2 separate regions of the Mus musculus genome follow, and region 1 is linked to region 2. The links are chromatin loops, found by intact Hi-C in ENCODE. Cell type or tissue: heart. All regions are shown on one strand. Each heading gives the region's core, and the rest is flanking DNA. Links, peaks and the distances in the headings are about the cores only. Region 1 overlaps Tmem132c (transmembrane protein 132C). Region 2 has its middle 5.1 kb from the start of Tmem132c.

Region 1 (9,675 bases), core at 3,750-6,249, 100 kb before region 2:
GAGACAGGGTCTTATGTATCCCTGGATGGTCTTGACTTCACTACATAGCTAAGGAGGACCCTGAACATGACCTTGAACTTCTAGATCCTTCCATTTGCTGGGATTGCAGGCTATTGCAGACATGTCCCACCATGCCTGGTTTGTGCAATGTTGGGGATGGACCCACTGGGAAAACACTCCACTCACTGAGCTCCCTCTGAAGGGTTGGCATTCCTTCTAGGCACCACCCAAGAGTTACCTAGTAACAGCCAGGTAGGCCTGGCTTGCTATAAAAGGGACAGTTTAGCTTCCAACTCCCCTGCACCCCCAGGTTCCTGCACTTTCTCTGGGCACAGACTCACAGACTTGAGACCTGGGATGGCAGAGGAGAGAGCAGTGGGTCAGGAACTCAAACTAGGAACTAGGTCAGAGCACCTAGAATATAGCACTCATTCTGTGGGTCCCTGATCTGGGCTGTGCTGAGGAGAGGCAAGGTATACCTTATAGCCCACTGCATACCCCAGAGCCTACTGCAAGCCCTATAGCCTGCTGCTCACCTCATAGCCCACTGCACACCCCATAGTCCGCTGCACACCCCATAGCCCACTGCATACCCTATAGCCTGTTGCATACCCTATAGCCTGCTGCACATGCCATAGCCCACTGCACACCCCATAGCCCCCTGCACACCAGACTCCACAAGTCTCAGCTATATTTCTCCACACATGAATCCGAACATCAACTCCATGCAAAGCTTTGGGTGTGCTTCAACAGGAAAAGACACCTACCTTGCTTACCCTGCTATAAGAAGACACTAGTAAAAAATGAGTCATATGTAGCCTACATGAGTTGATACAGAACTGTAAGGTAAACACCAGCCCTCCAGGAGCAGGGAAGAAGGGACTTGGAGCCTCAAAAAAGAATAATGCAGGCCGAGCACATGAATAGATACAGCTTAGATGATGAGGGGTCCACTGGTCCTGAGGCTAGATTTTGGACACACACAAAGTGAGTGACTAATACAGAGCTCATCACTGGAATGCAGATGGACATAGAGTCTCTGTACCCACCAAGGTTCCTGCCTCAAGTTGCTCCTTAAGCTCCTGCCCTGACTTCCCACTGTAATGGGCTGTGATATATGAGCTAAAATAAACCTGTGCCTTCTCTAAGTTGTTTTTGGTTGTGTGGTATTCGCCACAGCACCAGAGAGGAAAATACAACACACTCACTCTCTATCCTTCAAAAAGGAAAAAAGTCCGATTTGAGCTTTAGGAGTGGCAGCTGAGTTTGTGCCTCTGCCGGCCTCCACTCATTCTGTAGGGTAATGCCTGTTTGTGTTTGTTTTGGTTGTTTCTTTTCAACTGAGCAGCTTAGCTGAAATCACGCTTTGGTTCTACAGTCTGGCCAGAGCATGTCAACCAAGCAAGCATTCCGGTTGATACTCTTCATGGCTCAGGAGATACAGCCCCTCAGCTAATCCACACATGTCGCTATGGGGGTGGGGAGCATTGCTTAGTGAGGGGAAGACTGAAATCCAAGGATGCTTGAAGCACAGCAGAACTATGCAAATGGTGAAAAACGGGAACATGGCTTAGCTTTCTCTCTCCCTGGGCGCCTGAGTCCTTCCTGCCTTAATTATGTCTTTATGGGCGATTTTTCCTCCTGGAAAAACTCATTCAAGCAAGCCAAGGATACACACATGGGAGGGACTAACTAAACTCCACAAAAGCAAGGCGGGGAACAGAAACCCCCTGTGGCTGGAGAGAGAAATTCCTTTTGAACTGAGGAATGCTAAGGTGATTGTGGGCACAGGGGGCCTTTGTGTCATTAATCTGACCTGCCTTTATCTGACTGGATTCTTCGCAGTCAACTGGGAGGCTCTGCACCATGGGAAACTGCTGGGGAATTCCTTCTGAGGGCCTGGCTTGGAGCCCTGGTACTAGATGTGTTTCAGTTTTACTTAATTTCACTGCTATAGAAAAAAAAAATGACCAGCAAGTAGCCAGCAAAATGAACCTACATGTACCTAAGTAAACACAATACTCACACACACATGGATAAATAGCTACAAAAGACACACAATGACATGTATACAGATACATATATACATATAGATACAGGTATGTACACATACACCATGCTTATGAGTACACACATAAACAAACAACGGCATACAGACATATACAACTCATGTACATAGATATATACACACAGCTACATATGCACACAATTGCACAAAGTAATGTACATGTGCAGGCATACATATATACATACAAACACACATGCAGATAGCATACACATATACACACATATGGCCATGTATAGACACACATACAGATGCACACGGGCATATATACCTGCATATACACACACACATGCATATATATATATATATATATATACACATACATGTACACATGTACACATGTATAGACATAATGCAGATATGTTCAGGCATACATATATATACTCACAATGAACACATATATAGACACAAATGTGGATACATATGTACACATGTAAACACACACAGATATACATACTAGTGCATGTACAGAAGACACACACATATAGAAACACAAACTACCTGTTTGAGTTTCTTTCTTTTTTAAAAACTTTTTTAAGAACTCACTTTAATTATTGTATATATGTCTGTTTGAGGGTGTCAGGTTCCCTGGAACTGGAGTTACAGATAGCTGTGAGCGGCCATGTGGGTGCTGGGAATTGAACCCAGGTTGCCTGGAAGAGCGGTGCTCTTAACTATTGTGCCATCTCTTCAGCCTCAATAAAACACTGTGAGAAATGAAACCTGAGGGAGAGAGGGGTTACTCTGGGCCCTAGTTATAGAGGCAGAAGCAGGGAGGGCATGGTGGTCAGAACAGGAGGCTGGCTGGTCACATTTTATCCACATTCAGGAAGCAGTGGGCCAGCTGAACAGGCTCCCACACATGATCTTAATGACCCACCTCCTCCAGTCGGACTCCGCCCCTTAGAGATTCCCAGAAGCCCCCAAACAGCGCCATCAGCTGAGACCAAGTGTTCCAACACATGAGCCTGTGGGAAAATCCTTCTCACTCAAATCACAACACCCCAGACAGTGAAAACACTGTCACACATTTTAGCAGAAAAATATTAACAATATAAATATTGTTAACAACTTTTGTTGTTGTTGTTGTTGTTGTTGTTTTAAGATGGGCTTTCTCCTCTGTGTAGTCCTGGCTATCCTAGAATTGACTTGGTAGACCAGGCTTGGCCTCGAACTCATGTCGACTCACCTGCCTCTCCCTCTCAAGGGCTGGAAGTAAAGGTGTGTGCTACCACACCTGGCGACATTATTTCTGCCAATACTTCTGCTGGATGCTTAGGAGGAGGCATCTGAGTGTCAAAATGGCAGGGTGCGTGTGATCATGCGTGCCGGATCATTAATGGGGCGGGGAAGGAGCCTGCCTGCCACTCCGTTCTTAGAAGTTCCTGGAGGGCTTCCCACAACTAAAAGCAAACTGGAGAGACAGCCTGCTTGGTTTACCAACTGCTTTCCAGGAAAGCCTAAGGACCTGGGTTTGGATTCCCAGCAGCCACATAAAAAGCCAGGCATGATGGAGTGTGCCTTTAACCCCAGCGCCAAGGGCACAGACAGAGGATCCCTGGGGCTGACCAGCCTCTCAGTCTAGCCAAAAAGTAAGCTGCTCCCTAAGTAGCGAGAGACCCTCTTTGAAGGCACAAGGCGGAGAGCAACAGATGTCACCTGGCAGTGACCTCTGACCTCCATACACAACTGCACACACTCATGCACATGCAAGTGAACTGGAAAAGGTGCAGTTGATGCAGACTGGTGCCACGGAGTAGCCGCTAACCACAGGGCAGGATGGGAGTTTCAGTTGTCTCCAATTAACTCAAAAGAAAACTTTGGTCTCCTGGGCATGAGGGCTGCTTCTGGGAGTGGCCATTCCTCCCCTGCAGATGCTGTCTCCTGATCATCGGGTTTGTATTCAGCCACACAGATTTCAGATCCCCTTATATTTTACAAAGCAGCAAAAAATGACTTTGCCCAGAGTGGCTGCAGTTTTCAAGGAAAAGCCTTTAACTTTAACTTCATAAAATCGGGAAGAAGGCTCTGCATTTCCTACGGGCACGCGCACACACACACACACACACACACACACACACACACACACACACACGTGTGGAGCGCTGTAAAAAAAAAAAAAAAGAGTCTGGGGGGACTGTGGAGCTCAGCCTCAGAGGATTACAGAGTGATGGTAGGTTGCCCAGCAACGAGGAATGCACTTTACCAAGACAGTATTAATGCATTATTTGGGTGGCTAAAACTCACACACACTCTCTCTCTCTCTCTCTCTTAAAAATGAACAACACAAAACAAAACAAAAACAACTGGTGTCTTTGCAGGGAGGAGTGTTGCAACAGGGCTTCACTAGACAAAGAGAGGAAACTGGAGAATGTCCCTCCTTCAGAGTCACTCAAATCTTAAGAACAAACCCCCTTCCCTTTTAAGAGGTGTGTTGGATGAAGCCTTCACATTTGGCGGCTGATTGGGAGGGGCGGGGGGCGGGGACAGGGGTGGGGGCGGAGGCTCTCCTGAGCCGTTCTCTCTGAAGCTGGTGTCTTGCTTCTGGCATTATTTCAAGCTGACAGATGTCTCATCCCTCAAAGCTGCTCTTTGTGGCTGTCCTGGTATGAAACACCCCGGCCAGCCTCCCAGCTGGACAGTTTCGTGGACTGGTGGACTGTCTGTCTTCCAGAATCTGCTGGGAACTGGGCCTTCAGATAGCAAAGCCAGAGTAGCACTCCCCACAGGGTCTACCAGAAGGGGACTAAGAAAAGGTGCCCTGTCTTTTACACACACACACACACACACACACACACACACACACACACAAACAAACAAAATAAATAAACATAGGAATAGAAATTATTATTAAATTATTTTGAGCACTTTCAAAAGAACACCCAGAGTGAACAAATGAATCCTTTGAGTGCTTAGATGAGATTCTTAAATGCTTTCTCCACAAACAGAAGCAGCCCTGGGTGACTTCCCCTGCTTAGCAGAGCTGTACCTAATAGCCTGTCCGGGCCACTTACAGGTTCAGGTATTAGATCCATCTATATGCTAAAGTACACCAACACTCCAGGGGCAAGAAGGGACTTTGATGGTCGTTCTCCAACAAGGCAGTGAGGGGAACATTTTAAAGCTGAAGGCACTTGTGCTGTTCCCAACTGAGGCCAAACACTGGTCTGCTTGCCCCCTGCTTCCTTTAGCTCTCATCCTGGATACAACCAGCAATTCTTTTCAGACACACTTTAAAGCCAGGATTTTGGCTTTTGCACCCTTCCCCCTACCAAGAACTATGGGGATCACACACACACTAGGCCCTCTACCACTGACCCTTCTTCTTATATTTCAGTTTGAGAAATTGTCTTACCAAGTCACCCAGGCTGCCTTAAAACTCACCCTGCAGCTGAGGCTAGCCTTGAACTAGTGATCTTCGTGCCTCAGCCTCCTATTGGTGATCACTGTGCCACAAGGCTTCTATGTGTGCTTTCCTGGTGGGAGGGGCAATCTTCTTGTCTAAAATGTACCAAGGTGCAGCTCTGAGCCATTGGCATGCCCTCTAAGTGCCGGGAGGGTGTGGTGTACCCTGCAGAAATGATGCAGTGAAGATGAGCTCTGGTCAGGCATAGGCTCAGAGAGTTTTCCTGAAAGTTCAATGTGAATAAATCAATAGAAAGTAGTAACTCCAGTGACTTCATATATGGAAATAGAAACAGGAGGGTCAGGAGGTCAAGAAAGTGAGTGAGTCACCAGCCAGCCTGGGTTACAAGAGACACTGTCTCAAAACACCAGAAAACAATCACAAACAACCAAACAGATGGGAGAAAGAATCATTAATATGTATACAAATAGGGTATGTACGACAGTTGATTGTGCCATGTGTGTATTTTGGTTTCTCAGAGGCTCCCATGTTTGAACATTTGACACCCCAACTGGTAGCACTGTTTTGAGTGATCCTGAAACCTTTAAGACACGGACAGGATTCAGCCGGAAGATGCAGAGGCACAGAAGTGGGGCTTGAGAGTCACAATGGGTTCACCCCATGTCTGGTCTGAGCTCCCTCTTCTGATCAGCCAAACTGTGAGCAGGCAGCCCCCTGTTCCTGTCACCGTGCCTTTTCTGCCATGATGGACTCCACCCTGTCAAAACCCAAACAAATCTTCCTCCCTTCAGTTGTGTCTACCGGGGAAAATGGCTGTCACAGGGTGACAGGAACTTGACTCCATTTCTCTTGGAGTGATGACTCTGTTTATACTAAGTCATCATTCATGTGGATGTCGGGGAACCACGGGCATGAATAACCACAGTCATGTTCTTTACCGGTGTGTCTGCACTGGAAAAGATGGGCGACCCATCCAAACACTACAATTTTATCACTATATGACCACCTGTGCCACATGTCCTGTGTATGATGACACCCAAGGCATTGTGGGTAAAATACAGAAGCACCGGGAAATGAAACAGAGAGATTTTCAGGTTTTTAACATTCTGTGCTGTGGCTTTATGTATATTTTCATTATCTTCCCATGCTGGTGACATGGACCAAGAGGCCTGCCACTCAGGCCTCTGTAGAGTCCCCAGGGACCCACTGTGCACCAGGTACCACTCTAGAAATAGAAGAAGAGCAAACAAAGAGAAAAACACACTTGTCTTTCTGGAACTTTCCCTGTGTTGGAAGAAGAGGTCAAACCAGAGGGGCGGAGGGTTGATGTAATTTCAAAATGGTCATCTGAGAAAACCTTACAGAGACTATAACAGTAAGTTGCTGGGTTCTGATGTCCTCTTTGACCTCCATGAATATCAGGCACACATGTGTGCCCAGATATAAATGCCAGCAAGACTCTCATATATGTGGAATAAAAATAAATAAATCTTTTTAAAAAAACTGATAAAAAATTTCTGAGCGGGGTGGGGGTGGGGGGATGAGCTGTCTGTTCTCTGCCCCAGCTGCAATAGTTAGGAGAGATTCATGGATCCTAGGTTTATAGCTTTTAAACTATTTACGTGTATCCCATAGCTTGAAGCATCTTCATCATGATTAAGGTAGCTGTGCATTTACACACCTAGTCAAGACACAAACACACCTATCTACCTACCTACCTACCTACACACACACACACACACACACCTCTTCTGACCAAAATTATAATTTTGTAATGCAGAGAGTACCCTGTGTGTTTCCCTCCTACCCCGTGAAACTCCGCTTCATTCCATCCCTCTTTCCAACAAACGTTACAGGTGTCTCACCTCCATCTACCAAGTCGCGTCTCTGAAGAACATCCACCCACAGCCCAGTGGAATCATGTCCCTTGTGGTAGGTGGGTAGTACTAAAAGCAAAAGCCTAGCCTGTTATCTCCTTGGGCCATCATCCTCGGGAATGCTGTGAAGAATGGTAGGATGCTCCTTTAGTTCTGTGGGTCCAACAGGTCTCTCCCACAAGAGAGAAAGGAGAAAGTGGTTTCTACAGCTGAATGCCAATACACATTGGCAGGCCTGGGGTCCATGTTGGAGCACCATGTAAAAGCCAGTGCACATGAAGAGGAGTTCAACAGGTAGAAGGTGTAGTGGCTATTCCTGGTTCTCAACTTGACTATATCTGGAATGAACTACAATCCAGAATTGGAAGGCTCACTAGTGATGCTAATCTGGAGGCTGGGAGATACAAGTTTCTGACCTGGATCTTGGTATGAAGATCTTGAGGCATGGTGGCTATGAATTCCAGAAGATTAAGATAGGGAGATCTCCAAGTTCAATGTCATCTGGGATTAATGGTGTGGTGGCATCTGGGCCACACCTTCTGCTGGAGACCTACATAAGGACATTGGAAGAAGGAAGTCTCTCACTCCTTCAACTGCTTGCCTTGTGGGACTGAGCAACTGCTAGATCCTTGGACTTCCATTCACAGCTGCTGCTGACCACTTTTGGGAGTTGGACTGCAGACTGTAAGTCATCAACAAATTCCTTTACTATACAGAGACCACCCATAAGTTCTGTGACTCTAGAGAACCCTGACTAATACAGAAGGCCAGGGAGGAAGAACGGTCTTTTAAGACAGGAGACCCTCCATACCTCTCTCAGCCTGTGGTTCATCCATTCTCTTTGGCAGTAGTAGTAAATATTACATAATTCTTTGACATTTAAAGTTGAAGGGCCAGAGAGAAGGTTCAGTGGGTAAAGGGGTCTGCAGCCTAGCCCTATGACCTGAGTTCAATCCCAGATGGCAGAAGATGATTCCTGAAACTTGTCCTCTGCTCTCCACCTGTGCCAGGAATACACACGCACATGTGTGCATGCATGAGAACACACATACACCCCCCCCCCAATAGACGTAATGAAATATTTAAACTGGTACCTACAGAAACAACAAAAAAAAATCTAGGACACATTTTAACTTGTCAGAATTTAGATAAGCTAATCGAAGAGATTTTTATCGTGAGATATATAGAAAAGTTTTGTATTCCTAGGACGACACCCAGAACTTCATTCCCTCAGCACTTTCAAAACTCAGACCCTAAGACCTCCATAAATCAGAAGAGGAAAAAAAAATGTCTTCAATGCACCTGGTTTCTTTAAGCCAGGAAATAATTAGGGCAGGCTATCTCAGGATTTCACTTACTTCCAAAAAAACAAGATCCCTAACTGATGATTTCAGCCATTCTTGCGTGATTATCGCTTCCTGCCAATTAACAGCTGCGGAGCCAACGCTGTGCAGACAGCCTCCTCCAAACAGGAAGCCAGAAAAAAACAGCACAAACCCAACTCAGAGCTCTGAAGTCCTCTCCTCACAACTCCCTAAGGCCAATGTGCTCCTGGCCACCTCTGAGCCCAGCAGCGTGTGTCTGGCCCCTAAACCATTTTCCTTCCCCACCCCATACTCCCTACCCTGCCTTCACTCCTTACCCAGTGGGCCCAGCATTCTTCCTTGCTCTCTTTGGAGCTGTTGTACCTGTTGATGACTCAAAATTCATCACCAGGCTACATTTGTTACCTTGCTTACAATGTCTGACCCAACCCCATCCCAATATGTTGCCTGGGTCTCACTCCCTGGGATCATCATGCCTTATAAATGATATGTCCAAGTCTTAAGTCCTAGTACCTGTAAAATGACCTCATTTAGAAATGCAGCCTTTGTGGGGCAGTGGTGGCGCACGCCTTTGATCCTAGCACTTGGGAGGCAGAGGCAGGCAGATTTCTGAGTTTGAGGCCAGCCTGGTCTACAGAGTGAGTTCCAGGACAGCCAGGGGTATATATACAGAGAAACCCTGTCTCGAAAAACAACAACAACAACAACAACAACAACAACAACAACAACAACAACAAGAAGAAGAAGAAGAAGAAGAAGAAAGAAAAGAAAAGAAAAGAAAAGAAAAGAAAAGAAAAGAAAAGAAAAAAGGAAAAGAAAAAAGAAATAACAGCCTTTGTGTATACACACACACACACACACACACACACACACACACACACACAAAACCAGATTCAAATTAGAAAGTCAGATTCCAGAGCCCATGATTCAGGCATCATTTGTGTGTCTGTGTATGGTGTGTGCTATGTATGTGGTATATGTATGCAGGCACACGTGCATGCATGTGCAAGGCCACGTGTACACATGTTTCTGTATACATAC
Region 2 (9,675 bases), core at 4,665-7,164:
CCCTCTCCTCCTGCTGCTGATCGGCCGCCTCGCAGTCTCCTGCCTCCGCGCAACCATGTCCTGCAAGACGGCTCTGCCCAGGTGCTCACCACGCAGGATGGAGCTGGATCCTTGCTCCCTGCGACTTGCTCCCCCCACCCCTCACGGTCACTCGGGGCCGTCGGTTCCCCATCTACAACATTAGGTCCTCCTCTTCTGAGGGCTGGAGACAACTGGATTTCAAAGCCACGTGCAGCTGTGGAGGAACTATCTAAGCGAAAGATTGGATTCAGTGGGATGTGTTCGGATGTGTGCTCCGCGTGCACTGCGCTTGGGAACGCGCTGACTAACCCCACTGTCTTTAGAAACCGGCCTGGGGCATGTGGCAAAGGCGAGACTCTTTTGTGTCTCTCACCCAATGTACTTTAAAAAAAAAAAATCAACTGTGCAGGGTTAAAACAAAACAGCGACGCCATGTCTCCACCTCCCCCTCCCCCCCCCCAAAAAAAAACATGCCTCAGATGTGCCTCGGTGAGAGCGGTTTCTCTGCACACCCTGAACCCATTTTCTCCTGACTTCCCAGCACTCCCTTCTGGTCACCAGGTTCTAGCCATGTCCCTTTAGGCTTACCAGCCCTAGGGTTTCATCTGCTGGTCCAGGAGCCTGGGCAGTGTGCTGCACAAAGACCCTCTTGGGTCTGCAAGTGAAAGGTTCTCAGGATGCACGCGCGAGCCTCTATCTGCCACTAGCTCTCCAAACCTGGGGATCCCCACCCTGTTCTAAGCCTCACGCTGCATAGGCTCAGTGGTCCCTCTCCCAACCAGGGCTGACAGAATCCTGTTGACCAATCCTTTGGAAAAGCTTTCAAAAACAGTGATTGTAGAAGAAATACCAGGGCAAGAAGCAAGCTTTCCAACCCCCAGATCAGGAGAAGGCAGAAGCAGCCCAAGGAGCCCAGACCTTGGAGACTAGCTTGCACCCAAAACGCAACTGGGCTCTCACAGGCCAGGGAGGCAGCCACTTTATATTTAGGTGATGCAGGCCCTACTGTTCAGCTCACTAAGCCACGGTAGACACATCCTTAGGAAGCAATAACGAAGTCACATGAGCCCCAAGAGGGGAAGGCAGACTTAATCATTTGTTTGTTTGTTTTTTGTTTTTTAAGTCTGGAAGTCTCTAGAGAATGACTTTTTAAAAAAAACTCAAATATTTAGCAAAGGAGATGTGCAACAGCCCGTTATTTCAGACTGAGGGATGGAGTTTGTTTCATCCACTATCTCCCGTTCAATAATAGGAACAAGAATTTAAAACCCCAAGGGGTTCTCACCTCCACATCTACACCCTGAATCACCATATGGGCACCTACTGTCATGTCCTCCAATCTCTTGAACCTTAGATACATCTCCCTTCCTGATGCCTCCAGAACAAACAGAAGGAGACCTAAGTAAAGAGAGTTTTCCTTTTGCAAGCTCCGCTTTAAGACTTCCTTTAATCTGCCACGTGACTTAAATCCAACAAACACATGGGAGAGAGGATCCTTGGTCCCTTTATCTTGGGAAACCCGCAGGTTCCCCCCTGGCTAACAAAGTTTCCTGTATTTATTTATTTTTTTAAAGTCCTGTATTATTGAACCTCAAAATCATTAATTCTTTAACTGAAATTGCTTCCAGATGCTCGCCTGAGTCTCATAAGCGACACCAGAGACCACTAATCTCCTCAAAGGGTATTGCGAAACTCCCCATAGGCTGCGGGCACATGGAGACAATTAATATGATTTATAGGAGGGCAGAGTTATTGGCAGGAGGCCTCCACATGTGCCCAGGGCTTCTAAGTGGAAGAGGCCACTTTTTAGATTTGTTTTGTTCATGCTGAAATCTTAAATGGACGGGGTATGGAGCTTGTTGGTGCGGCTTAGAGCAGCTTGTGCTGTCTGCTTCCAGGCAGGGTGTATGTCTCTGTATTGCTATGCTATACATTAAATGAGCCAGTGTTACTGAGGGTAAGACAAGAATGGCTATAGATTGGCCTCGTAAAAGCAGCCGTGGTCAGCTTGCAAAACAAACAGGGTCTTGACTCTTGGTGCTTATTGGTTGACACAGAAAACAAGGAAGGAAGAAAAATAAAAGACATGTTAGGCTCATGTTCGCAGACACATCGCAATGACCCTTAGAATTCCACATGTCATTCAGCCATTCAGCAAACAGTTTCCAGTTACCAGCCAGTTTCTTAGAGGGTTCTGAGAGTAGACTAGACCAAGGTCCCCTGATGGTTATCCTTGATTGACAGCTGGTTGGAATTTAGACTCTCATGGAAACAAGCCTCTGGTATGTCTATGAGAGGGTTTCTAAATTGCTTTACCTGTGGAGGGAAGACCCACCTTGAATGTGGGCAATACCATCCTGTGGGGTGGTATCTCAGACTGAATAAAAAGGAAATAGTGAGCTGAGCACCAGCATCCATCTCTCTCTGCTTCCTGACTGTGGATACAATGTTACCAGCTGCCTCACGCTCCTGCTGCCATGCCTCCCTGGCTCCACCACGATGAACTGTATTCCTTAAAACTGTGAGCCAGGATAACCCTTTTTCTCTCTTAACTTCCTTCGGTCAAGTATTTTGTCACAGCAATGACGGTCCTAAACTCGGATCTTTTCTCCTGTGGTAGACAGGAGCTCTAGGGAGGATGACTAAGGCAGTCTGTTAGGAGTTGTTGACTTTCAGTACAGCCTTCAGGGAAAGTGCAGTTGTGGGGGAGGGGACAGGTTTCATGATGATGAATGGAGGTAGGCAAGCAGAGGACTTTTAGGAAAATCCACAGTGAGAAACAAGGCCAGGCCTGGGTAGAGTGTGGCCCCAGGGGCAGCCGAGGATGCCAGGGGGTGTGGTGAGAACCACTGGATTTATCTGGGGAGGACTGGATGTGTCTGGGGAGGACTGACTCACAGTGGGATGCAGAAGGGAGGAGGGAACAATTGATAGATCTGTGCTATTGTGAGAGCGTCTTGAGCATCCGTGTATCTGAGGTTTCTCTGTATGGAGTTGGGGGGAAATTCTAGCAGCACAGGCCGCCGATTAGGAAACAGGCTCATAGAGAAGGTTACACCATTGCTGTGAAAATCAACTTTCCATTCAGAGAGTTGGTTCTGCTAGTGAAAGGCTAGCCCTAGGACCTGAGTTCAAGCCTCAGGACAACACAGCAGAAGGATAGATCCGACTCTCACAGGCCAGGTATCCTCTGACCTCCACACATACACCACACGGATGTACCTCAAGCATCACAAATGAAATGTAAGATCAGTTTTCTAAACATTTGATGTCCCCTGCTGTGAGTTACAACACCACTTAGTTGATACCAAGTCTGATAACTTGTCTCCATGAAGCAAGCTCTAGGCTGAGGAGGAGGGATGCAGAGGCTGGAACATAAAACTAGGACCTTCTCCCTCTCCTCTCCCTCCCTCCCTCCCTCCCTCCCTCCCTCCCTCCCTGAGTGACAGAAGAAGCCCTACCTTGGACCACACAGTAAGGACACAACTATTTAGGGACCACCCTCTGGGCACTTAGTGGTGCCCCCTGGCTCATTTCCCTGTTTACTGGATGATTCTTCTCTCTGACGTTTCTCCAGCCTGCTCAGCTCTGTATTCCCAGCCCTGCTAGAAGCTGTGTGTGCAGGGCAGGCCACTATCTCCAAAAGAATCAGGCCTGGACCTATGGATTAAGTGTCCGTTTTACTGATGATGAATCTGAGAAGGAAATGCTTTGTCTTTAGCTCATTTAGTGAGCATTGCTGATGGTGATGATAATTCTGCAAGCACCCGGGGTGAACCAGAAGACTCTTGTTAGAGAACTTATTTGAGACAGGTGGGGGGTCTTTGTGCAATTCCTTTCACTACTTAGAGAGTTCTTTTTCCAACATTAAAACATGATTATTCTATGACAGTGTTACTGACAGACTCCCAGACCCTCATGCTAACTCGGTCTCTAAATAGCTGACTATCTCTTGATGGGAATGTGGGCTTGGCTTCTCCAGTGAGGTGTAAGGTGTACATAGCTCCCACCTGTGAACACACCAGATTCCTCTCTCTACCCTTCCCCAATGTCCCATATATGCCTGTTGGATACATCACTTCTCTTCTTGCCTTATCCCATAAAATGTACAGAGCTAATACTCTGCTCGCCCCTTGATTCAAGAGAGACTGATGTTCATTTACTATAGGAAGCAGGTCGGTACACTCGAGATTAGTTTACAAAGATGAACGATGATGCATTTCTTTAAGTGCATTTTCTGCATCACCGTCATCACCACCACCACCATCCTTACCAGCTTCACCATCTCTTGTTCAGAAGTATTTGGACACGATTAACTTTACAGTGAATCCTTTCAGATAACGGATGGAGAACGGAGGGATTTTTGTCCAGTGTCCGGAAGCTGCAAAATGTCAGAGCTGGGATTCTAACCGGAGCACTCTGGCTAGAGGACTCCTTCACTAACTAAACTGTCCTCAGCCATTGTTCTTCACATTCCACTGGGGCCTTCTTAAGACGTTGATTCTCGCTCTGTGGAGCTGAAGGTCTGCTGGCCTCTTCCCTGCATTTCTCAAAAGCCTCCAGGTAGGGTGGGGTGGTCCGGGGAACAGGTCCTTTGATTAATAATTTCTTTATCTAGCTCCTTACCTACTTAGTTACCTTCCCATTATCCGAACCACAGTTTCCAGAAGTTTCATCAGAGCTAACTCTTTTCTGCTTTTTAATAAGCCACCACACTGAGCAAACCGATCACGTGACGTCTTCTCAGAAACAGGAGACTGGACTGTTTTTGATGAAGTCAGCTCAGAGTACTTACCCAGTGCATAGTGGGCCCAGTGTTTGGACAGGACTGGTCAAGTCACTAGCTATCCCAGCATCAGGTTCCTGAGGAACCCCAAAGAACAGTTTCCTGCTAAACACTGAGGAACCTAAAACATGGGAAGAGGGACAGACGTCTGGACTTGGAAGTCAGCAGGATTTGAGGATTACCTGTTTACTGCACCATAGTGTAACCCATTTCAGCCCAGACACCTGCCACGGATGTGTGTGGAGTGACATTCACCTAGCTATAGCCCTGGTCCAAGGGATCATGGGATTCTGCAGGCAGGAATGACTGTTTATGACTGGTCGTCTATTATTTCTTAAGTAACTCTTGAGTGATTATGATGATCAAGGCCCTTGCCTGCAGGGAGCCCCCCTGGGAGAGCAAGGCATATAAAGAGTGATCTGGATAAAACCAGTTAGAAATTCCAGCACTGAGAGAGGAGGTTGCCAGTACTGACCCGGAGTGGAGGAGTTAATGGCGGCTGGTGTCTTCTGAAATAGGGAGAGTGATTCAGCCCCCATGTACATAGAGGGCACAAATTGAACTTCATGGGCTGTAAAAATATAAAAAGAAGGACATGGAGTTGAAAGGAAGATGTGTTGGAAGGAGGGTGCAAGTTGGAGGCTGGGAAAGAGGGAGGGAAGGAAGGAGGGAGGAAGGGAGGGAGGGAGGGAGAGAGGTGGTTATGACTCCGGACATATTAGATGCACTCCATTTCATAATCCAAGCAAAGTCTGCACTAACTCTTCAGGCTTCAGTGCCGAGACCCCCAAGGTTTACTGTGACACCGATTTCGCTCTGTTTTCTGATGGCTTTGCTTTTGTTTCTCAACGGAACACTCACAACTCATAAAAACCTACGTTTTGAATATTTATTGGGGAAAAAATCAGTTCAAACATAGCCACCGATACGACATTACACAGCACAATTATAATCTGTCAGCTCCCCTCCCAGCAGGCAATGAAGGCAACTGGGTTATGACGTCGCTCGTCAACCGTAGATTTATAAGGGACACGTGTAACCCGTGGCCTAGGGCAAGCTACTTGCAACCACATTTCTTCGACTCAAAGAACCTGTAAGCTTTAGTTAGAGCTACGATATCGCTCTTAATGTCCCGCAAGACTCTGGTAGCCTGTTTAAAAGATTGAGCTTCGAAGGAACCCCACTAAAGTCGTGCTGTTTTGACAGCTGGAACAAGGCAATGCAATTGCCCTTAATTCGTGTGAGGAATAGTTCAGATCGAAACCCAGCCAGCCCGCAGACAGTTCCAGGGTCAGCAGCGCCCCCTAGTGGCAATGACTGCCGTTAGCTGCAGGCAAGGGGGTGGGGTGGGGGTGGATCACAGAAAAGGTTCAGATTTCTGGGTCTGCGCAGAGTGACACTTCAGAGAGGGGTCTCCCAGTTCAGTAGTACCAAACTTTGTCCCTGAGAGGCAGTTCTGAGCGTCACTGGCCCTTTATGTCGGACTCAATAAGAGGGCCTTGGGGAGGCCCATCCCTAAAACGCTTTAGGAGACAGTGGTTACTACGGTAACCCCGGTATAGAGATCAAGGTTCAGGATAGCTGGACCAGGAGCAAGGCAAGAGAACGAGGAGGGAATGGGGTTTCTTTCGTAGTCTGTTGGCTCATAATACAAGCAGGGACCAAGGATTGTTTCTGTGGTCTTTCTATTTAGTGATGGGCTCCGTTCCCATGCTATAGTATTAGGCCAGGTTCTGTCTGAAGCAAAAACAATAAGCACATAGGTTGAGACCCTGAATGCTGAGGGAGAGATGGAGAAAAATGAACCAGAAGGGGGCGTCGGAGGATAAGCAAAGCCCACCTCCCGGCTTCCTAGAAGTGCTTGTGAGAGACTCAGGAGGAGCCCAGCTTGATAACAGACTGAACTGTGTAGCCACAGGGGGAGAATGGCCACAGGGGGAGAACGAACAAAGAGCGGTGACCAGGGAAGGTGCATATTCTGGTGAGCATAAACGAGCACTTTCCTGGACCTAGCCAGGAAACACCAATGAATACTGCATGAAATATAAAGCAGGCAGCCACCTATAGATGGGAGCTGACACTTGGAAGAAGGAAGAGGCACAGAGGGAGTTGGCCTCTTGTCATCAGTACCTTTCTCCTAGCAACCAGCTGCTGCAGGTCCCAGGAAGGGAGAAGAGCAGAAGCCAACCCTTTAAGGCTTAAAGGGCCAGGGACAGAGTTTGGCATCAATTAAAGTCCCCAAAACATAAGGAAGAATTTGAACAAAGAAACAGCGGGAAGACAAATGAATTCCTGGATAGACTTTTTACAAGTCCTTGAATGATTCACGGTTCAATTTGCATGGGGAAGATCCCAGGACGTGTAGCTAAAGGGCATGAAAGCTGGGTTGACGATATCCAAAACCCACAAGACTTTTCATAACTCAAATAAATTGTACTAAAAAATTGGAAAAGAAAATGAATGCTATTCTGCTGCATATAAAAATACTGAGTCTCTGGAATGACTATTTTGGTAGCAGATAAAATAGACTAAACAAAGGAAATATAACCAGGTACAAAGATCTGTCAAGGGGCTGGAGAGATGGCTCAGTGGTTAAGAGCATTTGTTGCTCTTACAGAGGACCCAGGTTCAATTTCTAGCACCCACTTGGTGGCTCACAGATGTCTACAACTCCAGTTCCAGAGGATTCTACCTTCTCTTCTGGCCTTTACAAGTACTACATGTATCTGGTGCACAGACACTCACTCAAAATACAAAATAAACAATTTTAAAAGACTTATATTGTTGTATAATGTGAAAAGTGTCAAGTGGAGGGGATTATATAATATCACAAATATACACGAACTCAGCAACAAAGGCTCAAACCACATCAAACAAAAATAGAACAAAATTAAGATGGGAACATTGTAAAATTCCTGCTGGAGAATTCAAACCCTCACCACCAGTAATGAAAATAATAGTTCTCTCCCATATGTCTATCATCCATTGCCTATTTATCTATCCATCCATCTATCATGTCTCACCATATTTATATATCAACATATGTGTATCTATCTGTCATCTATAAATCATCTATTTCCCATCTATACTTTACATATCATCTCTCTATGTATCAATACATATCACCTATATCTTAATCATTTCTGTCTACCTCTGTGTGAGCAGACACAATGATTTGTATGCTATTATCAAATACTTTCATTCAATTGATAATCAGAAAACGCCACCTAGAAGAGCCAAGAAACACAAGTTGTTTGTAAGCACACATGGCAACCTCTTTTTTAAAAACAAAACAAAACAAAAAAACAATGGTGAGCATCTTTTTTTAAGAAAAAGACTTATTTATTTTTAAAGATTTATTTATTTTATTTATATGAGTACATTGTAGCTGTCTTCAGACACACCAGAAGAGCATATTGGATTCCACTATAGATAGTTGTGAGCCACCATGTAGTTGCTGGAAATTGAACTCAGGACCTTTGGAGCAGCAGTTAGTGCTCTTAACTGCTGAACCAGCATTCAGCGAGCACACAAACAGTGATTTAAAAGGCTCCACATGGTTTAGGACGTGCTACCTGCCAACCCCTCCCTACCCCAAGAAACTCATAATAATATCTTGCAAGAGCAGAGAGTTTGGAAATCAGTTAACTTTTAACTAACTTACAGTCCCAAGGGAATGTAGACATGATTTTAAAGTGCAGGACGACGGATCCAGACAATGGCACCTGTAGAAGGTGTTGTGGAGTAAAACCTGTCAGGAAAGGAACTTGCAATTTTTAATATTTTATGGCAGAAAGGCAAGACCTAAAATCCTTGAAATAGAGCTCACCCTGAGAAGACAGTAGGACATTTACAGAAAACAGAAAGAAGGGGAGAAAACAGAAGAGGGGGAAATTATTAAAAACAAAACAAAACAGAAAAACAATTCCCCCAAACAGAAAGTCAACAAAGCTTAGAAAACAACAAAACATCCAAAGTTATAACCACCCCTTCCACCCCGCCACCCCCGCCCCTGAGAATTGTGGTGAGGTAGTTCCTTTATGCCTAGTTTCCTATGGTTCAGCCAAAATGTTTCTTTTCTTAAAAAAGGAAAGAAGAAACTAATGCATGTTTCTTTTCTTAAAAAAGGAAAGAAGAAACTAATGCTTTTGTTATTTATTGTAGGTGAGTGTGTGTCACACAGTGTACCGGGGAGGTTAGAGGACAACTTGCAAAAATGTGTCCTCTTTCTCCACCCTGTGGGCCCCGGGGATTGAACTCAGAGCTTTGGGCTTGGAAGGAATTGCATTGCCCACTTGCTGTTATCTGACCTCCCAGGGTTCTGTTTATAGGTAGATCAGGGATTAGAGTGTCAGGCTTCCCTGAGACTACTTGTCATGGCAGGAATCTAGACAGAGATGAGGGGAGAAGAAGAGAGAGCCTGTTTACACACTTTAAGGACACAGTAGACTTTACCCACCTGCAGGTGCACTGTCCTGTCCCATTGTGCAGATGATAAAACTGAGGTTCAGAGACTGGCAGCCTCTTGCCTCAGAGCACACAGCTGAGTTGGCACAGTGAGCCTTGGTCTGTTATGCAGCTATATGGATGCTGGGTTTGTGTGTCTGTGTGTCTGTGTGTCTGTCTGTCCTTTCCTGAGGTACTCTTGAGCGAAAGTTTGATATAGCGGACAGGTCTCAAATTCCAACTCATTTGCACTGTTACACCACATCTAGACACCACCATGAAAGAGAAATGACCCAGCAGAGCCTTGGATGTCTGTCCAAGTGGCCCGGGATTGCCAACTCCACAGGGTCAGCCTGTGCCACAAATCAGTCATCAGAACTGCAGGCACCAGCCAGCTTGCTCAGCTGTGTGGGGCTCCGAGT

What was found. Hi-C counts contacts between places; a loop is a spot of excess contacts. Peaks named below come from ENCODE experiments on the same cell type or tissue, not always from the same donor. Only the 100,000 strongest peaks of a DNase experiment are listed, where the experiment ranks them.
Region 1: a loop joins it to region 2, with 4 times the contacts of the local background. A loop is called at or near these places in 9 of 42 quality-filtered maps.

The regions. Positions count from the first base shown.
Region 1 is chr5:127,331,177-127,340,851 of GRCm38, reverse strand. All of the region lies in intron 1 of Tmem132c (transmembrane protein 132C), which reads right to left. Among named protein-coding and RNA genes, the nearest start is that of Tmem132cos, 54 kb to the right of the region's middle. In heart, for the core only: no CTCF peak of the experiment used is centred there; a DNase peak (open chromatin) is centred at 4,691; H3K4me3 peaks cover 692 bases; H3K27ac peaks cover 1,412 bases.
Region 2 is chr5:127,231,931-127,241,605 of GRCm38, reverse strand. No RefSeq gene overlaps it. Among named protein-coding and RNA genes, the nearest start is that of Tmem132c, 5.1 kb to the left of the region's middle. In heart, for the core only: a CTCF peak has its summit at 6,113 (motif pointing left); a DNase peak (open chromatin) is centred at 6,115; H3K4me3 peaks cover 435 bases; H3K27me3 peaks cover 906 bases.